Linked DNA regions of Homo sapiens: region 1 is linked to region 2. A link is a loop called in an ENCODE intact Hi-C map of the cell type or tissue named here. Cell type or tissue: CD4-positive, alpha-beta T cell. All regions are shown on one strand.

Evidence for each region. Hi-C counts contacts between places; a loop is a spot of excess contacts. Peaks named below come from ENCODE experiments on the same cell type or tissue, not always from the same donor. Only the 100,000 strongest peaks of a DNase experiment are listed, where the experiment ranks them.
Region 1: it touches region 2 in a loop (4-fold over the local background); 2 of 110 quality-filtered maps call a loop at or near these places.

Annotation. Positions count from the first base shown.
Region 1 is chr20:36,917,070-36,922,069 of GRCh38, forward strand. It overlaps SAMHD1 (SAM and HD domain containing deoxynucleoside triphosphate triphosphohydrolase 1), which reads right to left. Exons shown (of 16, transcript NM_015474.4): 7 at 2,295-2,450. Among named protein-coding and RNA genes, the nearest start is that of SAMHD1, 32 kb to the right of the region's middle. In CD4-positive, alpha-beta T cell, CTCF peaks have their summits at 2,848 (motif pointing left) and 3,054; a DNase peak (open chromatin) is centred at 2,852.
Region 2 is chr20:37,079,550-37,084,549 of GRCh38, forward strand. The region is part of intron 2 of RBL1 (RB transcriptional corepressor like 1); the gene reads right to left. Among named protein-coding and RNA genes, the nearest start is that of RBL1, 14 kb to the right of the region's middle. In CD4-positive, alpha-beta T cell, CTCF peaks have their summits at 2,348 (motif pointing left) and 2,553; a DNase peak (open chromatin) is centred at 2,342; H3K27ac peaks cover 324 bases.

The DNA.
Region 1 (5,000 bases), 160 kb before region 2:
CTGGAAGTTTTAGGATAGGCACCAAATCTATTTATAAACAAAGCAAAGCAATTTTATTAATCTGTAAAATATAAACAGATACCTGACTGGGAATATGAGATAAACTAGAAGGTTCTATTCTTTCTTTCTTCCACTTCATTTCAAAACTAGTAGAAAGGGAAAAGAAATGCTAAGGTATATGATACCCTATTGTTACCACATTTTCTTGTGCCACTGAAAAGATCTGAACTCTATTACATTTCCCAAAACCAACAACTTTTGTGTTTTCTTGGTTTATAAGTTTTTGAAAAATATAAAATCTAGGCCAGGCATGGTGGCTCACGCCTGTAATCTCATCACTTTGGGAGGCCGAGGAGGGCGGATCACGAGGTCTGGAGTTTGAAACCAGCTTGGCCAAGATGGTGAAACCCTGTCTCTACTAAAAACACAAAATTAGTTGGGCATGGTAGCAAGTGCCTGTACTCCCAGCTACTCAGGAGGCTGAGGCAGGAGAATCGCCTGAACTCAGGAGGCGGAGGTTGCAGTGACCTGAGGTTGTGCCACTGCCCTCTAGCCTGGGCAACAGAGCAAGACACCGTCTCAAAAATAAATAAATAAATAATATAAAATCTAATAATAAACTAACAATGCTTGAATTCATGCATTAAAACAGTACTATCTTTCAAAGTAGCTACATACCTAGTCTAAATAATATGCATTGTTGAATGTATTCTTTGAGCTCCACTTTTTTGGAAATAGGATATTTGCTACAAAACTCATCTGTTTATCTTATACTGTAAGTACACTTGTATATATTTGAGGAAACAGCCCTAAAAATCTCAGGGGGAAATTATTTCCCAACTTTATTTTTAATTAAAAAAATACAAAAGATCAAAAAGGAAACAAAACAGATTTTCCATTGAACTGGTTCAACTTTTTTGTAGATCTTCCTATAAATATTTCAAATATGATTTTTTTTTAAATTTGTAGACAGGATCTAGCTCTGTTGCCCAGGCTGGAGTGCAGTTGCACAATCACAGATCACTGCAGCCTGCCTCAGCCTCCCAAGCATCTGAGACTACAGGCATGAGACAGGGTTTCAGTATTACCCAGGCTGATCTCAAACTCCTGGGCTCAAGTGATCCTCCCATCATGGCCTCCCAAAGTGCTGGGATTACAGGCATGAGTCACTGAGCCTGGCCAAATATGTTCATTTTAATGGTTAAATAAAACATACACATTTACATTCCAAACAAAGTTACTTTAGGCTTCTATATAAAATACTGCAGGCCAGGTATGGTGGCTCACGCCTGCAATCCCAGTATTTTGGGAGGCCAAAGTGGGAGAATCACTTGAGCCCAGGAGTTCGAAACCAGCTTAGGCAACATAGTGAGACCACATCTCCAAAAAAAAAAATTTTTTTTAATGAATAAAATACTGCATATATATTCACTAAAAAAGAATTTATGGCCGGGCGCGGTGGCGGCTCACGCTTGTAATCCCACCACTTTGGGAGGCTGAGGCGGGTGGATCACCTGAGGTCAGGAGTTTGAGACCAGCCTGGGCAACATGGTGAAACCCCGTCTCTACTAAAAATACAAAGATTTGCCGGGCGTGGTGGCACACACCTGTAATCCCAGCTACTCAGGAGGCTGAAGCAGAAGAATTGCTTGAGCCTGGGAGACAGAGGTTGCACTGCGCTGAGATCATGCCACTGTACTCCAGCCTGGCCAACACAGTAAGACTCTATCTCAAAAAAAAAAAAAAAAAAAAAAAGAAAGAAAGAAAGAAAAGAAAAGAATTTATGCCAAGCACAGTGGCTCACACCTGTAATCCCAGCACTTTCAGAGGCAGAGCTGGGCAGATCACTTGAGCTCAGGATTTCAAGACTAACCTGGGCAACGTGACAAAACCCCATCTCTACAAAAAATACAAAAATTAGCTGGGCATGGTAGTGCACGTTTGTGGTCCCAGCTACTCAGGAGGCTGAGGTAGGAGGATCGCTTGAGCCTGGGAGGTGGAAGTTGCAGTGAGCTGAGATTGTGCCACTGCACTCCAGCCTGTGTGACAGAGTAAGACCCTGTCTCTAAAAAGAATTTCTGTATATATATTTTTGGGAAGTAACTTCTAACTAATTCAGTTGAGAGGTAGAAAAAAATATAAGCCTTTTATTTTTTGCATTAAACAGTAGAAACATAGAACTCATATTTTATCATTTAGCCTCTAAAATAGCCAAATGTATAACTCAGAAGGAATCATGAAAAGGCTAGATGAAAAGCACCAGTCAGTTAAAATTAAGCTGTACATAAACTTACCAATGAATCTTCGACAGGTGATTCAAGTGGTCCTACAATTTGTTCCTTTATAAAGCAAATATCTTCTTCAGGGATGAGACCATATTGTTCCATGACAGGCTTAATTCCATTAGAATTAATAAGGTGCTCAAACATCATAACTGAGCCTTGTTCATGCTAGGAAAAGTAAGCACAATATGATGTGTTAAAGATTCTAGCCCATTGGGAGCCCTGACTAACAAAATTATCCTCAATTCCAAGTAATTCTGAGATAAAGGTCTATTGCATATTAATTCTCTAGTTTCTAACCACAATCTTAGGAACATTTTTAAAAACCTGTCAGATTTTTCATTTTACTAGTAGTCTACAAACCTTTTACAAAACTTATTTCATAAACATATTTAATGCATTTAATGATATAATCATTTACAGTTCCTAAATGAATATTATAAGATCATGTAGACAGAATTACATTTTAATAAATATCATCATAAAATTGAATTTTATTTTTTCATCAGCCTTTGAACACGTGCAGTTATAAGCTCTGTTAGGCACTACCATCTAGTGGTGAAAAGGGGTAACTGCAAACTTGCCAGTAAAAACAAAGATCTCCCTTGAAATCTCCAATTGGCCTGTTTGCTCATCTCTCTCTGCTCACTCATTCACAATCAATGTAAAGGATCAAATGAACTCCTGAAGACATCTGCCCTTTCCTAGATCCTACCAAAAACTAACTCAAGATGAAAAACAAAACCTGAATTATCCTATAACTATATTTTTTTAAAAAAAGAGACAGGGAATTGCTCTGTTGCCCTGGCTAGAGTCCAGTGATGTGATCATGGGGTCACTGTAGTCTTGAACTCCTGGGCTCAAGTGATCCTCCCACTTCAGCCTCCCGAGTAGCTGAAACCACAGGTGCACACCACCCTACCCAGCTAATTTTTAGATTTTTTTGTAGAGGCAGGGTCTTGATTTGTTGACCAGGTTGGTCTTGAACTCCTAGGCTCAAATAATCCTCCTGTCTCAGCCTCCCAAAGTGGCAGGATTACAAGCAACTTGCCCTATAACTATTCTTTCCCCGCCCCCGCAGAAACAATTCTTGCTCCAGAAACTATTCTTAAAAACAGAATCAGGGCTGTCAGGCCTGGGTGCGGTGGCTCACACCTGTAATCCCAGCGTTTTGGGAGGCCGAGGTGGGCGGATCACTTGAGGTCAACAGTACAAGTTTGGCCAACATGGCAAAACCTCCTGTCTACTAAAAAATACAAAAATTAGCCAGGCATGGTAGGGTGCACCTATAATCCCAGCTACTTGGGGGACTGAGGCAGGACAATCACTTGAACCCAGGAGGTGGAGGTTGCAGTGAGCCGAGATCGCCCTGCACTCCAGCCTGGGTGGGCAACAAAGTGACACTCTGTTTCAAAAGAAAAAAAAAAAAACCCACAAAAACAGAATCAGGCTGGGTGCAGTGGCTCACATTTGTAATCCTAGCATTTTTTTGAGAGGCAAAGGTGGGAGGATTGCTTGAGCCCAGGAGTTCGAGAGCAGCCTGGGCAACAAAGCAAGACCCTGTCTCTACAAAAAGATAAAAAGATTGGCTGGGTATAGTGACATGCGCCTGTGGTCCCAGCTACTTGGGAGACCAAGGTGGGAGGATTGCTTGAGCCCAGGTGGTTGAGGCTGCAGTTAGCTATGTTCATGCCTGTACTCCAGCCTGGGCAACAGAGCAAGACCTTGTCTCCAAAAAACAACAACAACAACAAACAAATTGGCCGGGCACAGTAGCTCACGCCTGTAATCCCAGCACTTTAGGAGGCGGAGGCAGGCAGATCACGAGGTCAGGAGATCAAGATCATACTGGCCAACATGGTGACACCCCATCTCTACTAAAAATATAAAAATTAGCTGGGTGTGGTGGCATGCACCTGTAGTCCCAGCTACTCAGGAGGCTGAAGCAGGAGAAACGCTTGAACTCGGGAGGCGGAGGTTGCAGTGAGCCGAGATCACGCCACTGCACTACAGGCTGGGCGACACAGCGAGACTCTGTCTCAAAAAAAAAAAAAAAAAAAACGAATTGAATCAAGATATACGTAATTACAAAGAGGAAAAATAGTAACTTTATAATGGAGAGATTTGACAGACAATGCCTTAATCAAGTAAGCAGAATTAATATCATTGGTATTGGCTCAACTAGGATTTATGTGCCTCCTGAGATGATACACTATGAAGGATGCATCACTGATTTTTTTGGAGACAGAGTCTAGCTCTGTCACCTCCTGGGCTCCCGGGCTCAAGCAATTCTCCTTCCTCAGCCTCCCAAGTAGGCACGTGCCACCACACCCAGCTAATTTTTTGTGGTTGTTTTTTTTTTTTTTCCCTCTTGTTGCCCAGGCTGGAGTGAAATGGCGTGATCTTGGCTCACTGCAACCTCCGCCTCCCAGGTTCAGGTGATTCTCCTGCCTCAGCCTCCCGAGTAGCTGGGATTACAGGTGCCCACCACCATGCCCAGATAATTTTTATATTTTTAGTAGAGACAGGGTTTCGCCATATTGGCCAGGCTGGTCTCCAACTTCTGACCTCAGGTAATCCACCCACCTTGGCCTCCCAAAGTGCTGGGATTACAGATGTGAGCCACTGCGTCCGATCTGGACACATCACTTTTGTGGCATTCTACCAAAAATGCATAGCTTGAATCCATGAGGAAACATCACACTGAAACTCAAATTG
Region 2 (5,000 bases):
TGGAACTCCTGGGCTCAAGTGATCCTCTACCTCAGCCTCCCAAGATAGCTGGGACTACAGGTGCATATCACCACACTTCACTAACATTCTTTGTAAAATTTTTTTGTAGAGACTAAAAAGTAGTCTCTTACTATGTTGCCCAGGCTGGTCCTGAACTCCTGGGCTCCCTCCCAAGCGATCCTCCCACCTCGGCTTCCCAAAGCGTTGAGATTACAGGCATGAGCCACCACGCCCAGCCCACAAAGGTTTCTATATGTAAGCTACTATGGTGACTTTTCTGAAGTTTACGTAAAATTGTCCAGTTTCAGTTTGCCAGGCTTCAGGAAAAAGCAGTTTTAATTTTAGTGATTTCAAGTCAGAAAAGTGGGAGAAAAATTTAGAAACATCAATTTCAAGACTTGCAGACAGGAAAGAATTCAGGACTTAGTCCAAATTCTATGCAAATAATAAATTTAAAAAAATAGTCAAGGCTGGAATTTAATAATAGGTATGCTATAATTTTGATAGAATGTACTTTTTTTTTTCCTCTTCAATTCCCCATTTTTACCAAAGATTAATCTTAGTGGGACCAATTTACTTTCTTTTTAAAAATATTTATTTTATTTATTTATTTGATTTTATTTTTTGAGACAAGAGTCTCGCTCTGTTGCCTAGGCTGGAGTGCAGTGGCAATCTTGGCTCACTGCCACCTCTGTCCACTGGGTTCAAGCAATTTTCCTGCCTTGGCCTCCCAAGTAGCTGGGATTACAGGCAAGCACCACCATGTTCGGCTGTTTTTTGTATTTTTGGTAAAGATGGGGCTTTACTGTGTTGGCCAGGCTGGTCTCTAACTCCTGGCCTCAAGTGATCTGCCCATCTTGGCCTCCCAAAATGCTGCCTGTGCCTGGTCCCGCCGCAATTTACTCTCTCTCTCTTTTTTTTTTTTTTGAGATGGAATCTCACTTTGTGGCCCAGGCTGGAGTGCAGTGGTGCGATCTCGGCTCACTACAACCTCCACCTCCTGGGTTCAGGTGATTCTCGTTTCTAAGCCTCCCAAGTAGCTGGGATTACAGACACCCACCATTGCGCCCAGCAAATTTTTATAATTTTAGTAGAGACAGGGCTTCACCATGTTGGCCAGGCTGGTCTCGAACTCCTGACCTCAATAGATCCACCCGCCTAGGCCTCCCAAAGTGCTGGGATTATAGGTGTGAGCCACCACGCCTGGCTCGCAATCTACTTTCAAAATAAGGTTTAGTAATATATTTGGCCTGATTCTTTGCATAGGGGGCAATAAGAATAGTGAGTGGCCACCTAGGCTCTTTTAAGTTGGTTTTGTTGGAACATTCATAAGGAATTTTGGATTAGACTTTTAAAAGCCTTGAGGCTAAGAAGTCAAGCCAAGGATCCATCATCAGACTGTTCCCATAATACCTGTATGCATTGGGTGAAATCCTCTCTTCCTGAAGTCCCCAAAAATATCTTGAGGTTCCTGGGCTTGTCAGAAAGTGACATCTTTTACTTACTGCAAGGTCAGGGACCTTGTTAGGGAACCTTTGAACAATAATGATTGCTCAAGGAATTGCTTTGATCAAAGGGACAGTCATGTAGTCTGAAACAGTTTCCAGGACCACTTCTCTCTTGTTTAAAATTCAGCTTTGGTCCTTTGTAATATTCCCCCCTCCATGAGACTCAACTTCTTAGGAATGAACCTTCCTAATGGTGTGAGATATTGACTTAAACATGACCCAAATACATGATTGTTCTGCAATGGCGAGTCAATCTTCCCAAATCTTTTTTATCAGCTCTATAAAGTAAACCTTGGCTGGTGCGGTGGCTCACACCTGTAATCCCAGTGCTTTAGTGCTTTGGGAGGCAAAGGCAGGAGGATCTCCTCAAGCCAGAAGTTCAAGACCAACCTGGGCAACAAAGCCAGACCCAGTCTCTAAGAAAAGACAAAAAACAAAACAAAACAAAAACTTAGCCAGGCATGGTGGAATGCACCTATAGCCCCAGCTACTTAGGTCACTGAGGCAAGAGGACAGCTTGACCCCCCCAAGTTTGAGGCTGCAGTGAGCTATGATCATGCCATTGCACTCCAGCCTGAGCAACAGAGTAAAAGCCTGTCTCTAAAAAACAAAAACAAAACAAAAACAACCTCAATGTTTTAAAGCAGTCTGGTCATATCTGAAAATTTGCCATTCCAATCAAAGCCTAGGTAAAATAACCAGTGTCTATGATTGTGTCCTTAGAAGCAGAACTTTAATTCCAGCTCCATCAAGTGTGGAATTGGTTGCTTGAACAAAGTATGAATCTCAAACCAAAATTAGGAAGATTTGAAATCTGAGAGGAGACTCACCAGAGACCCCTGCTGGCTCAGCGAGATTGGGTGAATGGTACCAAGGCTCCAATTATAATATCAGTAAATGGAGGCTCGCTTCAGGTCACTTCATGGTTGCCAAAATGTCAACTGGCCAGGAGACATAGGGCAGCAGCAGCCCCTAGAAGACAGCACAGAGCATGTGTCTCTATGCCGGGGGAGCCTGCAAGGCTGGGCCAGGATCATAAGGTTTCTCCCTCACTAAGGGACAACGCAGGGGCCTAGGGACAAGAATACAACCAGAAACCCCAGGGACCTGCGTACCTCCTTCTTTTTCTCCTCCTCAGGTTGGGGCCAGCCATCCCCCCTGCTGGTGATGATACAGTCAGCCCTGCACCTCAGTGGAGCAGAGCACAGCATAGTTCACTGAGGCAGAGCTGGGCTGGACTAACAGCTAAACAGCTGAGTTACCATTTAATGTGTATAGTTTGGGAAGATAAGAAAGTTCGGGAAATGGTGGTGGTGTTGGTTGAACAATGTGAAGGTGAAGGTATGCTGAACTTAAAAATTGTCAACTTTATGAATTTTATGTTATATATATTTTACTCCACCACCAACACCATACACATACAAACACACACACACACACACTCTCTCTCTCTCTAGAGTTTACCCTCCATATCTGTGAGTTCCACATCCATGGATTCAACCAACCACACATCAAAAATAATTGGAAAAAAAGGATGGTTGTGTCCGTATTGAACATGTACCAACTTCATTTCTTGTGATTATTCCCTAAAGTATACAGTGTAACAACTACTGACATAGTATTTACATTGTATTAGGTATAAATAATCTAGAGATGGGACCAGGTGTGGTGGCTCACCCCTGTAATCCCTGCACTTTGGGAGGCGAAGATGGGTGGATCACTTGAGCTCAGGACTTCAAGACCAGCTTGGGGAACATGGTGAAACCCCATCTCTAAAAAAAAAGAGCTACAAAAATTATCTGGGCATAGTGGCACACACCCGTAGTCCCAGCTACTTGGGAGGATGAGGTGGGAGGATTGCTTGAATCTGGGAGGCAGAGGTTGCAGTGAGCTGAGATCATGTTACTGTACTCTAGCCTGGGCAACAGAGTAAGACCCTGACTCAAATAATAATAAAAGTTAAAAAAATTATATTTAAGTTGAAATTTTGAAAACAGCCCAAATTATTATAAGTCAAAGCAAACAAAATCATTTGAAATTTTTGTTTATTTCTCTGAATGAACACATTGATGCTGGGTAACTGCTCTTTTAGCATTAAAAATTTGACACTTAAAAACGTTTTGCGGAAGGCTGGGCGCGGTGGCTCATGCCTGTAATCTTAGCACTTTGGGAGGCTGAGGCGGGTGGATCACTTGAGGCCAAGAGTTTGAGACCAGCCTGGCCAACATGGTGAAATCCTGTCTCAACTAAAAATACAAAAATTACCTGAGCGTGATGAAATGCACCTGTAGTCCCAGCTACTCAGGAGGGCGTGGTGGGAGGATCACTTGAGCCCAGAAGGCGGAGGTTGCAAGTGAGCAGAGATCGCGACAATGCACTCCAGCCTGGGTGACAAGGTGAGACCCTGTCTCAAAAAACACAAACAAAAAATAAAAAAGATAAAAACAGGCTGGGCGCGGTGGCTCACACCTGTAATCCTAGCACTTTGGGAGGCCGAGGTGGATGGATCACAAGGTTAGGAGTTCAAGATCAGCCTGGCCAAAATAGCGAAACCCCGTCTCTACTAAAAATACAAAAAAAAAAAAAAAAAAAAAAAATACAGGTGGGTGTGGTGGCATGCACCTGTAGCCCCAGCTACTGGGGAGGCTGAGGCAGGAGAATCACTTGAACCCAGGAGGAGGAGGCTGCAGTGAGCAGAGACCGTGCATTGCACTCCAGCCTGGGCAACAGAGCAAGATTCTAGCTCAAAAAAAAATAAACATTTTGGGGGAAAGGGACTTTGAGAATATCAATCTACATTTTAAAAAGACTTAGTTTTCTTTTTTTTCATAAGTTTGTAATTATTTTTAATGGATTTTTTTTTTTTTTTGAGAGTGGGTCTTGCTTTACCAGCCTGGCTGGAGTAGAGTTGCATCATCATAACTCACTGCAGCCTCCACCTCCTGGGTTCAAGTGATTCTCCCACCTCAGCCTCCCGAGTAGCTGGGATTACAGGCATGCACCACCATGCCTGGCTAATCTTTGTAGAAACAGGGTATCACCCTGTTGCCCAGGCTGGTCTTGAACTCTTGGGTTCAAGAGATCTGCCCGCCTTGGCCTCCCAAAGTGCTGGGATTACAGGTGTGTGCCACTGGGCCTGACCAAAAAAGATACATCTTTTGACCCATTTTTAGGAATCATACATATTTTTGGAATTTATCAGAAATATCATCTTTACAATGATGTTTATTTGTCCGCAACTACAAAGGACTGGATACAATCGAAATGGCCATAAGGCATGGCTAAATAGATGAAAGATCCTTATACCCTAAAATATCCTAGTATCATTAAAAAAATTAATGAGGTAGAACTACATATGCTGATATGGAAGAATTTCCAAAATATAAAGAAAAATAACTGTAGAGCAACACATATAGTATAATTTATGTTTTAAAAAGAAAAAACACCAGCCTGGGCAACATGGTGAGACCCGTCTCTACAAAAAATATAAAA